Linked DNA regions of Homo sapiens: region 2 is linked to region 1. The links are chromatin contacts, found by Hi-C or POLR2A ChIA-PET in ENCODE. All regions are on one chromosome and are shown on one strand. Each heading gives the region's core, a stretch centred on a gene start or an enhancer-like site at or near the end of the contact. The rest is flanking DNA. Distances are from core to core; before and after follow the strand shown.

Region 1 (2,978 bases), core at 295-2,794:
CAGCCCCTTTATATAATCAGGCATTGAGAGGCACTGGAATGCAACACAGTCATGTGTCACTCCCCATCGAGCAAAATAGGTCCCTCCTGAAACCACTTGCTATGCAGGCTTGAGACTAACAGATGCCAAGTAGCCCTAAAATGCCACATTCCCTGTAGTTCAACAGTGGCTGGCCAATCACTAGCCAGTGTTATTTCTGTGAACCAATGAGAGTTCCTGATGAACAATGGTCACCACCCCCTCTCCTGATTCATCCTTTCTTTTCTTTAAACACTTGAGCCTCTCTTTTGTTCTCCAGACATTCCTTGAGGCAACTTGGAAGTGTCTCCCTGGCTGCAGTCCTCAACCTTGTGCTTGAATAAACTCTCTTTAGACTATATTCTGATTCTCTTGATTATTTTAGGTTGACAATGCATACACACATATAAGGCAAGTACACCCATGCACACCCATGCCCAGGGTCAGTGCTGAGCCCTTTCTCACATTCGCAGGGGACGTTTCTGTCCTTCATATGAGGACGCCGAGGCTCAGAGAGGCTGGCCCTGGGACACAGGTGCTGGAAGCCCCCGGGCTTGGGTCACTCTGGTCCGCCCAGGGCTATGCCTATGTTTCCACAGGGGCATTGAGGAAGCCGAGGTCAGTTCTCTGTATGCAGCCACCTCAGCTTTCCCTTTAAGAAGCCCTGAGCCGCCTGAGGTGAGCAAGGCTGGAGCTGCTGACCCAGATGAGCCGTGCCCACTGTGGACTCAGCCAGGGAACAGGTCCCAGACACTCAGGGCTGCCACCTTGTAGCACGAGGAAATCCACAAACCTGAAGAAATTTAGAATGCCCCAGAATCCAGGGTGTCCTAGAACTGTTCATGTGTCTCCATCACAGCAGCCAGTGAGCAGGGGGATGAAGTGCTCTGGCCCCCGCCCCGTGTCCCTCCACAGTGCAGCGGTCCCCCAGATAGGCAGGGCTGGTCCCACAGATGGGCCACCAGTCTGCCTACCACCCAGCTCTATCTGCCACCAGATGTCCCTTCCCGGGAGGCCGTGCGGGAGTCCCCCCCCATCTGAAAGAAACCCACCACGGCACCTGTCCACTGTGCTGCCTGGAACCTAGTAGGCAGGGACCTCCCTTGTCCTGTCGCTGGAGTGGCCCAGTGGCCCCCGGCACACAGGAGGCTCCATAACAATGGCATGTTATGTAGGGGGAGCAACAAACGCGTTAGTGGTGGTTTTTAAACTGCCCGTATATTCTTTGATGCCACTTCAATCTAAAAGCGGACTCTGACATCCCTCCCCTAAATACAGAGCCCCTAAGAGACTCGCTGTAACTAGAGAGGGCAGCATGTGGGAGGCCAGGTCAGGAGGGAAGACAGCTCTGGGCTCTCACACTTGGAAGCCAGCACCTCACTGTGAGGGAGGCTTAGCCACTCAGAGAGGCATGCGGGGGCATCCCCGCCGACAGCAGGTGGCAGCCAGGCCTGAAGCCTTTGGGGGAAGCCTTATGCAATGGGTCCCAGCCCTGTGGGCAAGAGCCGCCCGCTGCACCCGGGTGGCCCAGAATCATGAGGGATGATGACGACAAGATCTCCCTTGTGGGTTACCCTGTGATAGAGAATCCAGGCAATACTGTAAGTGCCTCTAGGTGATACAATAAACCATGTGAACTGCCTATATCCGCTGGTCCCCATATGGCTTCTCACTGGCTTAACTTTGGTGCCTTGAGGTCCCAAACCCACTGAGGCCACCCACAGTGAGCAAGGCCCAGGGCACCCTGGCCATGCCCAGATGTAATGCCCAATGGCAGTCAATTAAAGCCACCAGGCTGGGCGCAGTGGCTTACACCTGCAATCCCAGCACTTTGGGAGGCTAAGGCACTTTGGCAGACCTCCACCTGAGGTCAGGAGTTCGAGACCAGCCTGATGAATATGGTGAAACCCCATCTCTACTAAAAATACAAAAATTAGCCAGGCGTGATGGCTTGCATCTGTAGTCCCAGCTATTCTGGAGGCTGAGACAGGAGAATTGCTTGTACCCATGAGGCGGAGGTTGCAGTGAGGAGATCACACCACTGCACTCCAGCCTGGGCCACAGAGTGAGACTCCGTGTCAAAAAAAAAAAAAAGAAAGAAAGAAAAAAGAAAAGAAAACAAAAATTAAAGCCACCTTGTGACCTAGCGGTGCCTGGAAGCCCAGAGTAATTACCTTGGGGTCTCAGCCTGGGAAATGCCCTGTCTGCTGTGGGAGTGGATGGAGGAGGGGTCTCCATCATCTCTGCTGAGAACTCAGTGAGGTGCTACATGCTCCTGAATTGGGATGGGGGTCAGAGGGGCCTCGGAGAGGGCAGGAAGTGAGGGCAAGCTGAGCAGGGAGAAGAGGAGGCAGATCAACGCAGCACCTCCCCGTTTGTAGTCATGCCATGAGCAGACACTCACAAATATGGCTCACACCGCCACCTTAACAAGTTACTTCTACTGTTTAAGACTGTATGAGTCTTCATGACCCATAGCCCTGGCATGACGCTGTGACTGTGGACTGGGAGAAGAGGCTGGACAGCCTGGAATCGGGGGCTGGTGGGCGGGGGGTATCTACCTCTCCCAAGGATGCGGCAGCTTTTCTTAGGGCAGCCACATTTAAACCAACACCAGTTTCCCATGTGAGTCCATCTAGTCAAGAATGTTTCTCCCAAAAGGTTTGAAAGCAGGGTCTTAAACAGGTACTTGTACACCCACATACATAGCAGCATTCCCTACAACAGCCAAAGGGTGGAAGCCCCTCAAGTGTCCATCCCTAGAAACCTGGATAAAGAAAAGGTGGCCTCTCCATAGAACAGAATCATGTTCAGCCTTAAACAGAAGGAGGCCGGGCGCAGTGGCTCATGCCTGTAATCCCAGCATCTTGGGAGGCCGAGGCGGGCGGATCACGAGGTCAAGAGATTGAGACCAGCCTGGTCAACATGATGAAACCCTGTCTCTACTAAAAATACAAAAA
Region 2 (2,978 bases), core at 217-2,716, 250 kb after region 1:
CCAGCCCCCAGGAGCCTGGTTCTGTGGCGCCGGTTCCATTTTGCTGTGAATGAAACCGCAGCAGGCCCAGGCTTGTCTCTGCTTTGCATATATGGAGACTGAGGGCAGAAGGGCTGAGGAGAGCAGATCCTGGAGTGGATGGGCCAGAGTTGCATAGCTTCAGGGGATGCTTGGGCTCCCACCCCTTGAATCCAACATTTACAGGGACTTAACTTGGGGCCAACAGGTGACAGAGGAGTCCTGGCCTTTCCTCTCATGAGGTATTTGCCCCCAAGAACTTGGCCATATGGCACAAGTGTGTATTTATGTTTGTAGATTCAGAAGGAAGATTATCCTCCTGGCTGGAGCAGGTCACTGCTGGGGTCCACAGTTCGGGTCCCACCTCTGTGCATAGCCCTGTACCTCTGCGTCATTGTGACCGCTGGGTACTCACCTCCCATCCTCTACTTTGCCAATCTGGGGAGGGTGAGGAGAGGGCCGGGGCTTGGAGGAGACCAGCTTTCTTTCTTCCTCTGTGGAGGGCTCTTAGTAATGGGCTCTGAGGTGGGCTGCCCCTGGTGGGTGCACACCCCTCCCTGGCTGGGACTCAGACCCCAAGGCTGGGAATCGAGGCTCCCTAAGTGTTCACAGGCCTCTGTGGGGCAGGTCCTGGTTTCAGCATCTTCCCAGGTGCCCCCTGACAGGTACCGCTGTCTTTCACTTTCCAAAGATGGGTAGCGCCACCTGCTGGGTCATGTTGGGATAGCACCATGGGGTCAGCCCTGCATGGGGGACAGCCAGGCCCACCATGGGCCCAGCAGATAACCTAGATGTTTCCTTTTTATGGGTGAGCAAGCTGAGGATCTGAGCTGGACAGGGTGGGAACTGCATGCACATAGGGCCTGCTTCTCTCAAGCCTGGTGCCGTGCACTCCCAGTTTCTCAGTATCCCTGCAGGACGTGCCAGAGCAGGGTACAGACAAGGAAGAGTCCCAGGATTTCTCTGGAAGCGTCCTGTCTTCCTGGGGCTTGGGGAAAAAATCCCACAGTTTCTCAGTATCTGGCATGTAAACCCTACCTTTTAAAATTTGTTTTATTTAAAAACTTTTCAGATGGAGCCAAGATTTTGAATCTGCAGGGATCACAGCTCTGTGTGCCCTCAAAAGGGTGGGCAGCAGAGTCCTTGGAGAGGGTGCTATCCAAGGGCCGGCTCCTGGCAGGTGGGGACAGGCAGAGTAGGGTGCGTGTGGGCAGGGTGGGGCTGTGCTCAGTGCCTGCACAGCCTCACCGCCCTGGGAGCCCTGGGATTTAACCCGCCCTTTGTCTCTACCAAGCCCCACCCATATGGGACATGTGGAAGAAGGGCATCCAGGGACAGACCACACCCTCCCACAGCTCCGCACCCGGGTTTCAGGATGAAGCTGTTGATGGCGTCCACACACGTGGTTCCTTGGCTCTGGTCAGTGCTCAGCACAGACTGACGAAGCATCGACCTTGGGAACAAGCCCAGTCCTGCTTAGATTTACATCCACACCCTAGAAGCCATGGCTTCTCCATGTCTTGATGCCCCAGGCCACCTCGAGGCCTTTAAGCGGGGAGAGCGCCTCCTAGAAGAAGCCCAGTCGCTGAGGGGCATAGCCTGTTTGTAAGCACTACATGCAGCTGAAAGAGCAAAGCAGCCCCTCCCCCACAAAACCACAAAACTCAAGCCAGCCTCATAGGGCTGCCCTGCCTGGGCCCAAGCCTCCCTCTCACCCTTATCAGGGATTTGTCCAAGCAAAGCCTGTGCTAAAATAAGCCAGAATAATTCTTCCCCAGCCACACCCTCCAGTCCAGAGGCCACATTGAAGGATGGCTCTGGTATAGGGCTGTCAGAGGGCCGTGCAGCTTAGCCCTGCCCTGCCCTGCCCTCCTCTGCTCGGCTCTGCCCGCCCCTCAGTCATGTTTTTGGTACCCACAGGTGTGACGAGTACATTACACAGCTGGATGAGATGCAGCGGCAGCTGGCGGCTGCTGAGGACGAGAAGAAGACGCTGAACTCGCTGCTGCGCATGGCCATCCAGCAGAAGCTGGCGCTGACCCAGCGGCTGGAGCTGCTCGAGCTGGACCATGAGCAGACCCGGCGTGGCCGTGCCAAAGCCGCCCCGAAGACCAAGCCAGCCACACCGAGCGTAAGTCACACCTGTGCCTGTGCCAGCGACAGGGCCGAGGGCACCGGGCTGGCCAACCAGGTGTTCTGCAGCGAGAAGCACAGCATTTACTGTGATTAGGGGCTGTGGGGCGCCGCACGCTGCAGCTAACATCTGCTTCACCTCAACTAACCCAGCAGCAGCGGGACGGCGGTGCTAGGTCAATCTTAACGTGACTAATGCACAGAGGGTAGGAGTCTAGCCGAGGCGCCATGGGGCGTTGCATCAGCAGGACACTTGTGAGAGCTTTGTGTCGCTTCTCACTCCTCAAAGCCCCCTCAGGAGCACCCAGTCCTCAGCTGCTCTCTTAGGTGGGGGTCAGAGGTGGGGATAGAGCTGCACATTCTTGCAGCAGATGTGTGATGAAAGCATCTTCTAAGCCCTGCGCACCCGTGGGGAAACCCAAGGGAGGAGTCCTGGTCCTGCTCCCTCAGCACCCAAAAGGGGCAGAACCTGAGTTGAGACTTGCATGTTCCTCGCATGTGTCTAATGTCAGCACTAGAAAGCAGTTTTAGGAGGTTCCAGCCTGCAGCATAGGTACGACCTCAGAGGATGGCTTTGCACTTGGCATAGTTTCATGGAAAGGAGTACGTTGTAGTTTATGCAGTATCTGACTGCAAATCATATTCAGGAAAGAAGTGCAGAATTTCTTCCCCAAGCCCAGAGAAGAGCAGCCCTGAGCCCCTGTATTCTGCTGGCCAGACACACATGGCACAGACACAGCTGACCATAACCCAGGAATCCAGAGCTCGGTTTCTCATTTCTGAGATCAGGATGCTTGTATAGTGGCCTGTGAGGTGACAGATTGGCA

The links. A loop is a pair of places that touch in the nucleus more often than their neighbours do. ChIA-PET counts read pairs that join two places held with the same protein, here RNA polymerase II (POLR2A). Pooled maps may share reads with other maps.
Region 2: a loop to region 1 is called in a map with no recorded cell type, with 2.0 times the contacts of the local background. The contact joins two enhancer-like sites. A Hi-C loop is called at or near these places in 2 of 168 maps with a recorded cell type or tissue (CD4-positive, alpha-beta memory T cell and OCI-LY7), 3 of 37 single-sample maps with no recorded cell type and 6 of 50 pooled maps. POLR2A ChIA-PET finds 5 or more read pairs at or near these places in 1 of 52 experiments (BJ).

The regions. Positions count from the first base shown.
Region 1 is chr9:92,967,742-92,970,719 of GRCh38, reverse strand. The region is part of intron 1 of FGD3 (FYVE, RhoGEF and PH domain containing 3); the gene reads right to left. Among named protein-coding and RNA genes, the nearest start is that of FGD3, 22 kb to the right of the region's middle. RefSeq lists an enhancer at 1-515. Within about 2 kb of position 1,544, at least 8 of the 41 ENCODE cell types and tissues checked have a DNase peak (open chromatin) inside an H3K27ac peak, as active enhancers do.
Region 2 is chr9:92,714,424-92,717,401 of GRCh38, reverse strand. BICD2 (BICD cargo adaptor 2) reads left to right here. Exons shown (of 7, transcript NM_001003800.2): 7 at 1,939-2,978. The coding sequence ends at 2,248. Among named protein-coding and RNA genes, the nearest start is that of IPPK, 46 kb to the right of the region's middle. RefSeq lists an enhancer at 1-139. Within about 2 kb of position 1,466, at least 7 of the 41 ENCODE cell types and tissues checked have a DNase peak (open chromatin) inside an H3K27ac peak, as active enhancers do.